2 separate regions of the Homo sapiens genome follow, and region 2 is linked to region 1. A link is a loop called in an ENCODE intact Hi-C map of the cell type or tissue named here. Cell type or tissue: B cell. All regions are shown on one strand. Each heading gives the region's core, and the rest is flanking DNA. Links, peaks and the distances in the headings are about the cores only. Region 1 has its middle 30 kb from the start of FAM117B. Region 2 overlaps FAM117B (family with sequence similarity 117 member B).

What was found. Peaks named below come from ENCODE experiments on the same cell type or tissue, not always from the same donor. Only the 100,000 strongest peaks of a DNase experiment are listed, where the experiment ranks them.
Region 2: it touches region 1 in a loop (2.2-fold over the local background); 1 of 110 quality-filtered maps calls a loop at or near these places.

The regions. Positions count from the first base shown.
Region 1 is chr2:202,601,968-202,607,353 of GRCh38, reverse strand. No RefSeq gene overlaps it. Among named protein-coding and RNA genes, the nearest start is that of FAM117B, 30 kb to the left of the region's middle. In B cell, for the core only: no CTCF peak of the experiment used is centred there; a DNase peak (open chromatin) is centred at 2,543; H3K27ac peaks cover 583 bases.
Region 2 is chr2:202,684,835-202,690,220 of GRCh38, reverse strand. All of the region lies in intron 1 of FAM117B (family with sequence similarity 117 member B), which reads right to left. Among named protein-coding and RNA genes, the nearest start is that of FAM117B, 53 kb to the right of the region's middle. In B cell, for the core only: no CTCF peak of the experiment used is centred there; no DNase peak of the experiment used is centred there; H3K27ac peaks cover 1,690 bases.

The sequences.
Region 1 (5,386 bases), core at 72-5,071:
AGTCTCAGGATACAAAATAAATGTACAAAAATCACAAGCATTCTTACACACCAATAACAGACAAACAGAGAGCCAAATCATGAGTGAACTCCCATTCACAATTGCTTCAAAGAGAATAAAATACCTAGGAATCCAACTTACAAGGGACATGAAGGACCTCTTCAAGGAGAACTACAAACCACTGCTCAAGGAAATAAAAGAGGATACAAACAAATGGAAGAACATTCCATGCTCCTGGGTAGGAAGAATCAATATCATGAAAATGGCCATACTGCCCAAGGTAATTTATAGATTCAATGCCATCCCCATCAAGCTACCAATGACTTTCTTCACAGAATTGGAAAAAACTACTTTAAAGTTCATATGGAACCAAAAAGGAGCCCGCATCGCCAAGTCAATCCTAAGCCAAAAGAACAAAGCTGGAGGCATCACGCTACCTGACTTCAAACTATACTACAAGGCTACAGTAACTAAAACAGCATGGTACTGGTACCAAAACAGAGATATAGATCAATGGAACAGAACAGAGCCCTCAGAAATAACGCCGCGTATCTACAACTATCTGATCTTTGATCTGATCTGAGAAAAACAAGCAATGGGGAAAGGATTCCCTATTTAATAAATGGTGCTGGGAAAACTGGCTAGCCATATGTAGAAAGCTGAAACTGGATCCCTTCCTTACACCTTATACAAAAATTAATTCAAGATGGATTAAAGACTTAAACGTTAGACCTAAAACCATAAAAACCCTAGAAGAAAACCTAGGCATTACCATTCAGGACATAGGCATGGGCAAGGACTTCATGTCTAAAACACCAAAAGCAATGGCAACAAAAGCCAAAATTGACAAATGGGATCTAATTAAACTAAAGAGCTTCTGCACAGCAAAAGAACCTACCATCAGAGTGAACAGGCAACCTACAAAATGGGAGAAAATTTTCGCAACCTACTCATCTGACAAAGGGCTAATATCCAGAATCTACAATGAACTCAAACAAATTTACAAGAAAAAAACAAACAACCCCATCAAAAAGTGGGCGAAGGACATGAACAGACACTTCTCAAAAGAAGACATTTATGCAGCCAAAAAACACATGAAAAAATGCTCACCATCACTGGCCATCAGAGAAATGCAAATCAAAACCACAATGAGATACCATCTCACACCAGTTAGAATGGCCATCATTAAAAAGTCAGGAAACAACAGGTGCTAGAGAGGATGTGGAGAAATAGGAACACTTTTACACTGTTGGTGGGACTGTAAACTAGTTCAACCCTTGTGGAAGTCAGTGTGGCGATTCCTCGGGGATCTAGAACTAGAAATACCATTTGACCCAGCCATCCCATTACTGGGTATATACCCAAAGGACTATAAATCATGCTGCTATAAAGACACATGCACACGTATGTTTATTGCGGCACTATTCACAATAGCAAAGACTTGGAACCAACCCAAATGTTGAACAATGATAGACTGGATTAAGAAAATGTGGCACATATACACCATGGAATACAATGCAGCCATAAAAAATGATGAGTTCATGTCCTTTGTAGGGACATGGATGAAATTGGAAATCATCATTCTCAGTAAACTATCGCAAGAACAAAAAGCCAAACACCGCATAGTCTCACTCATAGGTGGGAATTGAACAATGAGAACACATGGACACAGGAAGGGGAACATCACATTCTGGGGACTGTTGTGGGGTGCGGGGAGGGGGGAGGGATAGCATTAGGAGATATACCTAATGCTAAATGACGAGTTAATGGGTGCAGCACACCAGCATGGCACATGTATACATATGTAACTAACCTGCACATTGTGCACATGTACCCTAAAACTTAAAGTATAATAATAATAAAATAAAATAAAATTAAAATTAAAAAAAAAAAATCAGATCCATAGTTGGTATCCAACTCTGTATGAGTGAGACATAGAGGGGAGGAGGTCTAGAGATTTGCGAAGTAACACTTGAAAGGGATCCAGCAGAAAATCTGAGTCATAGATCACCTTTAATCATTGTGCCAATTACTTCTTTGGTAGAATGACAAATGGAAAACAATCATTGAAACCATTGAAATAAGAACTAAATCATTCCAATTATAGCAAACAGAGCAGAGAAGGCCTGTTAACATTCACAGGAAAAGGTAGGGGTGATCAAATTCCATGAGGCTTAGGTATGGCTTTTACTTGGAAGGTAGAAAAAAATTAAATCCTTCATAATTCAGAAGGTAGAATCATAGGATTTTAGAGCCGAAAACATTTTTGAACTCATGTAATCCAAGTCTCATATTTTACAAATTAGGCAACTGAGGCCCAGGGAGGGAAAGTCACTTTCTAGAGACCACAGGAATGATAACAGAGCCAGGTCAGAGCTCTGGTCTCCTGCCTTTCTAATACATCCACTGACGAGAAAAGATGCCTATATCTGGGAAAGGCTCTCACGTTCAACTAAGGCCCAGGAAACATGAGTAAACCTGATAACTTGGTAGAAAGAGGAAGTTATCATACCTCCATTCCCTGTATACTGGGTCACAACACAACTGTCCCTGTTTTTCTCAAATTTTTCAGGTTCTCTGATTTGCATGTTGATCTCATGTTCAAGTGGGACAAAAAAAGCATGCGAAAAGAGAGAGAAAGAAAAAATGTAGCATAACGTAAAGCAGAAGCAACCTTCTTCACGGCTTAGCGGTGTTTAGTAGCAAACTAGGAATCAAGAGGACCTGGATTCTCCTGGCTCTAGCTCTGCCGCTTTGACAAGTCATTTAACATCTTTGTGCCTCAGTTTTCCTATCTGCAAAATGAAACCACTGTATAGTAAATGATTTCTAAGGTCTCTTTCATCACTAATATTTTAGAATAATATTAGAGCAATATTCAATCCTCATGATACTAATATAATTTTACCATATCCTAGATTAGAAAGATATATATAAAATAAGGGTGACGAGCAAATAGTTGATTGTGAATTCAATCGAACAAATATTTATTGTTCTTTGTTTGTTTTGAGATGGAGTCTCACTCTGTCGCCCAGGCTGCGGTGCAGTGGCATGATCTCGGCTCACTGCAACCTCTGCCTCCCGGGTTCAGGCGATTCTCCTGTTTCAGCCTCTTGAGTAGCTGGGACTACAGGCGTGTGCCACCGTCATTGCCTCAAATTTGATCCTGGGTCAAAGCAAAATGCCAGGAATCTGGAGTGCATCCTCATTGCTTTGCTATGAACATGGACATATCCGCGTGAGCATTTCTGTTAATTTGGGAAACCAAGGGCAAGAAGTGGCGTATGAAGTATGTGCTATATAATATGCAAAAAAAGAAAATGAAAGGATGAAATACTAGTATATAATTAAGAGACTCAATTGCAAAAACTCTTAACCTGAACACAAATTCTGAAAGTTAACTTTGTTCTAATATATTTCACCATTACTCTTCACCTTCATGTTACTAACAAACTTCCTGAAAGTTTTCTTCATCCTCTAATTCCACTCAACAAAATAACCTTTATTTTCTGGCTTTTCTAACTTACTTTTCAAACAACCAAGTTTCTCAAAGATTGCCTAACAAACAGCCCACTGACCTGTTCCTTCTGCCTCTCTTTGAAACCTGTATCACTGTTGCGCATCCATTCTTCCTTGAAATTTTGTCTTTTATCTCTTGTGGAGCATTTCCAGCACTATCCTAGTTCTCCTCCTGCCTTTTGCCTTTCTCTCATTTCTACTGTGTATTTTTTTTTTTTTTTTTTTTTTTTTGACACGGAGTCTCACTCTCTGTCGCCCAGGCTGGAGTGCAGTGGCGCGATCTCGGCTCACTGCAAGCTCTGCCTCCTGGGTTCACGCCATTCTCCTGCCTCAGCCTCCGGAGTAGCTGGGACTACAGGCGCCCGCCACCACACCCAGCTAATTTTTTTTGTATTTTTAGTAGAGACGGGGTTTCACCATGTTAGCCAGGATGGTCGTGATCTCCTGACCTCGCGATCCGCCCTCCTCGCCCTCCCAAAGTGCTGGTATTAGAGGCGTGTGCCACTGCGCTCGGCCCTACTGTGTATACTTTTTTGTTTATTTGAGACACAGTCTTGCTCGGTCCCCTAGGCTGGAGTGCAGTGGTGTGATCTCGGCTTACTGCAACCCCTGCCTCCTGGGTTCAAGTGATTCTCCTGCCTCAGTCTCCAGAGTAGCTGGTATTACAGGCTCGTGCCACCACGCCTGGATAATTTTTGTATATTTACTAGAGACGAGGTTTCACCATGTTGGCGAGGCTGGTCTATAACTCCTGACCTCAGGTGATCCACCCGCCTTGGCCTCGAAAAGTGCTGGGATTACAGGCGTGAGCCACCGTGGCCCCATTTCTACTGTGTATTCTTTGTTGGCTTTCTGTCCGTAAATATGGATCTTGTCCTTGAGCTTTTTTTTCAACCCTCACTATACATAGCAACCCCTCCTGGGAATCTCACGATATTCCCAGAGCTTAGACTCTCATTTCTGCAGAGGATTCTCAGTTCTAGAGACATTCTCAAGACTTATCAGAGGTGTAAACAAGGTACTTAATGCCAGCTACCCCTTCTATTGTAAGACTAAAATTTCAACTTCTGCTATTGTTGTATACTACCTACTTATGCAGGTATAGTGAGGCTAAATCTGTCACCACTCCATGTAACAACCAGGGGAGTGGCTGCATTTCACTTCACCAACAACAGTTTCAATGGCCATGCAGGTATATTATACAAAGTGAAAGCTTAGCTTGTAGAATCATGTACACAGCTAACCTCTAATTATTTTGTGTCTTGACGTAGATGTTGTCCTTTTATTCAAACGCTGCCTGTTTTGTGCATAAATCACCCAAGCTACAGAAGTAGAGGAAGGGCTGGACTAGAGGAATATAACTGGAGTGGTAGGCCCAGCCTCTAAAGAAATAACAGACTTTAGGAGAAAAACGCCTGCAGTCAATTCTCTCATGAATGAGACGTAAATAGGCACCCTGTGCTTCCAAAGCTAGAAATCACAGAGATCAGGACACTGAACACAGTCACCCTCCTTTCCTTTTGAGAACCCACTCTATTGTAAAATTTTCTCCCCAGGTTGGAGAATAGAGCTCAGAGCCTGTCTGATCATAAGTCTTAAACCAAGATGAATCATTCAATCATAATGTCATTGGCTTCAGCAATGTCCTATGATTAAGCAAAAGCCTTTCCAAAGAGCTTCCAAAAAGGAATAAAAGTACACCGAGCACTCCATTGCACGTTAATGAACAGGACATTACTATATAGGGGCAAATATAAACAGTTATGAACATTAAGTAAGCTTTCATATCCCACTGACACTCTCATTTGCAGCTAGAAAGCAGAAATAGCTAAAGGAAAACTACATGACTAGAAAACTGTTCTGTAAA
Region 2 (5,386 bases), core at 197-5,196, 83 kb before region 1:
AACTTGACTTGTTCTTTAAAAACTAAGTCTTTAGAGAGTTTAACTACATATAGCAGGGTGTAGCATTGAAAATTTCAGTCAACGCCTTGGGTCCTGGAGTTCAGAGTTCCCCAACTATGAGTACCTGTTCAACTGGTTCCTGGGTAATTTCAGCTGCACTAGTGGAGCATCCCAAACCATGACCCTTAGGTATTCCATTACAAAGGTTCTACAGACCTTGATAAACCAGTGTTAGATATAAATATTTTTAGAACTTGATTGGGTACTTTTTTTTTCTTGGAGACAGGGTCTCACTCTGTCACCCAGGCCGAACTGCAGTGGCAGGATCAGGGCTCACAGCAGCGGTGGGATCAGGGCTCACAGCAGCCTCACCATCCTGGGCTCAAGAGATCCTCCCACCTCAGCCTCCATAGCAGCTGAGACCACAGGCACGCACCACTACACCCAGTTAACTGTTGTATTTTTTGTAGGGATGGAGTTTCACCATTTTGCCCAAGTTGGTCTCAAACTCCTGAGCTCAAGCAGTCCACTGGCCTCAGGCTCTCAAAGTGCTGGGATTACAGGCGTGAGTCACTGTGCCTGGCCTCAGGTATTGTCTTAAAGGCTATGTCTCCTATTATCCACAGAAACAGCAAGCAAATAAATTAGACATATTTAATTGTTCAGAAAGGAGAGAAATTTTTTCAAGTATACAAATGATAAATATTCAGCATAAAGAAACCTAAGAGTGTTAAAAATTCTAATAGTCCACCATCCAGAGCTAACTGCTTTTGTTTTTTAGACAGGGTGTTGCTCTGTCACCCAGGCTGGAGTGCAGTGGCATGATCTCGGCTCACTGCAACCTCAAGCCTCGCAGGTTCAAGTGATCCTCCCACTTCAGCCTCCCAAGTAGCTGAGACTCCAGGCGTACGCCACTACGCCTGGCTAATTTTTTGTATATTAGGTAGAGATGGGGTTTTGCCATGTTGCCCAGGCTGGTCTCCAACTCCTGAGCTCAAGCGATCCACCCACCTCAAGCTCCCAAAGTGCTGGGATTACAGGTGTGGGCCACTGTGCCCAGGCAGAAAACCACTTTAATGAGTATTTGTATTTACAGAAATCTGTCTACCCTTGGACATACATATGATTTTATATAAATGAGGTCCCATTATGCATTCAATTACTTATTGTTGAGAGAAATAAAAAGGGTATGTCGAGAACCTATTTCCATGGCAATAAATTAAAATCTACAACACATCACTATGTTTAATACTTGTACATTATCCTATTTGGTAGATTCACTATAACTTAATCTTCTATTAATGGACACTTTCACAGCAGATAGGTATCCTTTTAGACTTGTTTTAAGATCTGTTCGTGAAAAGTTTCTAGATATCAAATTACTATATTCAAGATAACAGACAGATTAAAATTGGAAGTACTGCCAAATTGCCTTTTACTGAAAAAATTTTGCAAAAACCTATAACATCACAAGGGTACCCATTCTTGTATATTTTATCAATTTTCACCAGTCTAAAAAAGATAAAAACATTTCATTTCTATTTCAATAACTGAGTTCTAAAATAGTCATACTTTTACTGGTAATTTATATTTCTTTTATATATTAACAATATTTCAAAAATATTACTCCAAACCTTTCTTTTCTTAATCTTAGAGATCTTTTCTTCTGGTAAATATTTAAATTCAAAGAGGTTCTATCAGTTTCATTATAGTTTCCTTTTCTTTTATGAAATTCAAGTAAAAATAACTGTAGTTGATTTTATTTTAAAGAGTATGTATAATATAATTACCTTCTTGTAAAATTTGTCTTTCATCCACTATCTAAACTTCTTGCAACACACACACGAAGGAAACGCAAAATTCTGATGACACTGGCTGCCTCCAAGAAGGGAAATTTGTCAACAAAGGCACAAGGAAGACATTTCACTGCATTCCCAATTGTACCCTTGGAATTTGCCATGTGAATTTATTATCTATATTTTTTTGAAATTCATACTCCTTGATTCAGTGATTCTACATCTAAGTATGCATACAGAAGAATAATCAAATGCCAAAAAAGGCTTCAAATACAAAGATATGTCCAAAAATTGAAGAACAGGAAAACTGACAGAAAATACATAGAATATTAAAGATATTTAAAATTATGTTTTTAAAATGATAAACTTACATGAGAATTTATTTATAATCTAAGGGAAAATTTAGGAAAAAATGAATTTCCACAATTTATTTCTAATTTTGCATCTTCTCCAGTTATTTCCATGTTTCTTTTTCAGTTAATTTCTCCACTAAGTTTTCAAACATTAACAGATACCATAACCAAATATTGATACAGGCCCAGCAGTACCTAATTAATAATTTATCCTAGAAAGAAAATGATTGATTTAACCAAAATGATTTCCCATAGGCATAGTATCAAAAAGATAAGGACTATTGTAGAAACTTAAAAATCCAATTAGTAATTATTCTTTTGTTAAACATGAGGTATCATTTACATAAAAAACAATGTACCAGGCTGGGTACAGTGACTCACGCCTGTAATCCCAATGCTATGGGAGGCTGAAGAGGGAGGATCACTTGTGGCTAGGAGTTTGAGACAAATCTGGGCAACACAGTAAGACCCCCATCTCTATAAAAAATGTAAAAATAAGCCAGATGTGGTGGCATGTGCCTGTAGTCCCAGCTACAAGAGAGGCTGAAGCAGGAATATTGCTTGAGCCCAGCAGGTCAAGGTCGGAGTGAGCTATGATTGAGTCACTGCACTCCAGCCTTGGTGACAGGGCAACATCCTATCTCTAAATAAATAAATCTGCACCCATCTTTGGAGTTTTGAAAGCCAAATACGCCATTAAATCACTACTACCATCAAGATTTAGAACACTGCCATAAGCCCTAAACAATTTTTCACGCTCCTTTGAAGTCAATCTCTCCACTCTTGAACCCAGGTAAACTCTGACCTACTTCCTATTATTAAAGGTTAGTTTTGCTTTTTTAAAAGGTGTCATACAAATGTAATCACATAATACTGTTTTGTGTCTGACTTCATTCACTCGGCATAGTGTCCATGAGATCCATGCTTGTTGTTGCATGTAACAGTTCATTCCTTTTTATTGCTGAGGAGTACTCCATTGTATGAATATATGTGGTGGTAATTATGTCAACTCCTTCTGGTTCTCAGGTCTTTGGACTTAGTCTAGAACTATACTACTGGCTCTCCTGGGTCTCCAGCTTGCCTACTGCAGATAACGGGACTTCTCAGACTCCATTAGTGCATGAGACAATTCCTTAAAATAAATCTGTGTGTATGTTATTGTATCAATAAAATATATATGTATCCTATTGGTTCTGTTTCTCCGGAGAACCCAGATTAATACAAAATACTACAATTTGGTTATCTAATACCTCTTTTTTTTTTTTTGACCGAATCTCATTCTGTTGTCCAGGCTGGAGTTCAGTGATGGCAATCTCAGCTCACTGCAACCTCCCCCTCCCAGGTTCAGGAGATTCTCTTGCCTCAGCTTCACGAGCAGCTCGGATTACAGGCATATGCCACCAAACCTGGCTAATTTTTGTATTTTTAGTAGAGGCGGGTTTCACCGTGTTGGCTAGAATGGTCTCAAACTCCTGACCTCAAGTGATCCGCCTCGGCTTCTCAAAGTGCTGGGATCACAGGCATGAGCCACCGCGCTCAGCCTCTAATAGCCTACCGATGGGCGCGGATTGCTTCCAGTGTTTGACAATTAGGAATAAGTCATATACGAAAATTCTTGAAGAAATCTTTTTATGGATAAGTATTTTCATTTTTCTTGGGTAAACAGTGGAAATGCTGGATCTTAGGACAAGTGTAAGTCTCCCTTTATAAGAAACTGCCAAAATGTTTTCCAAACTGGTTGTACCCAGTGTACATTCCCACCAACAATGCATTACAGCTCCAGTTGTTCCACTATCCTCATCAACATCTGGCATTGTCATACTTTTTCATTTCATTCATTCTAGTAGATGAGCAATGGTTCACCGTGGCTTTAATTAGCATCTCCCCAGTACCAAATGAGGTTGAGTTAAAGTGCTTTTTGGCCACTTACACATTTTCTTCAGTGATATGTCTGATCAAATCCATTGTCCATTTTTTAACTGATAGGTTTGTCTTCTTATTGAATTGGATTTATGTATTCTGGATGCAAGTTCTCTGTCAAATATATGCATACAAACAGTTTTGCCTTGTCTTCTTTTTGGCTTGTCTTCTCAATTTTTAATGGTGCCTTTCGAATAGCATTTTTTAATTTTAATAGACTACAATTTATCGACTACTTCTGTTAATAGTTCATGCTTTTTGTGTCCTAAAAGACCTTTGCCTACTCCAAGGTCAAGATGATTTGCTCCTATGTTTTCTTCTAGAAGTCTTTCCATTTTACCCTTCATATGTAGGTCTTTCATCCATTTGGAGTTCACTTTTGTGTACAGTTTAAGGAAAGGGATTATCCCCCTCCCCTATATGGATATCCAGTTGCTCCAAAACTGTTTGTGGAAAATACTATTCTTTCTCCCACTGAATTACCTTAGGAACCTTTATCGAGAAGTGTGAATTATTTCTCAATGTTCTATTATTTTCCATTTATCTGTACCTCTGTCCAAACGCAATGTAAGTTCTTTAATTTTAATTATTCCTTTTCAATATTGTTTTGGCTATTTTAGTCTTTGCAGTTTCATATAAATTTTAGGATCAGAGTAGGAATTGTGAGAGTTGACATCCTTAGTTGTTCTTGATCTTATGAAGAAAAAAATATGATGTTAACTGCAGGCTTATATTATATACACTTATATATAATAAAGCAGTCCTTTAATTAGAAGGTTGACGTCTAGTCCTAGTTTCCTGAGCATTTCTAACATGAATAGATGGTGAATTTTATCAAATACTTTTTCTGTATAAATTGAGATAATTGGCCAGGCACAGTAGCTCACACCTGTAATCCTAGCACTTTGGGAGGCAGAGGCAGGTGGATCACTTGAAGTCGGGAGTTCAAAACCAGCCTGGCCAACATGGTGAAACCCCATCTCTACTAAAAATACAAAAATATTAGCCAGGCATAGTAGCGGGCACCTGTAATCCCAGCTACTCGGGAGGCTGAGGCAGGAGAATCACTTGAACCCAGGAGGCAGAGGTTGCAGTGAGCCAAGATCACACCACTGCATTCCAGCCTGGGCCATGGAGCAAGACTCTCTCAAAAAAAAAAAATTTTTTTTGAGATAATCATGTGGTTTACCTTCTTTTCTCTTAGATAATCGAGTAACAGATATATAGCCCATTCTCGTTATTTATGGTAGTTATTTGTTCTATAAAGTCACAATGAACAATAAATTAGCAAATACTGAGCCATTATTCCTAGGGAAT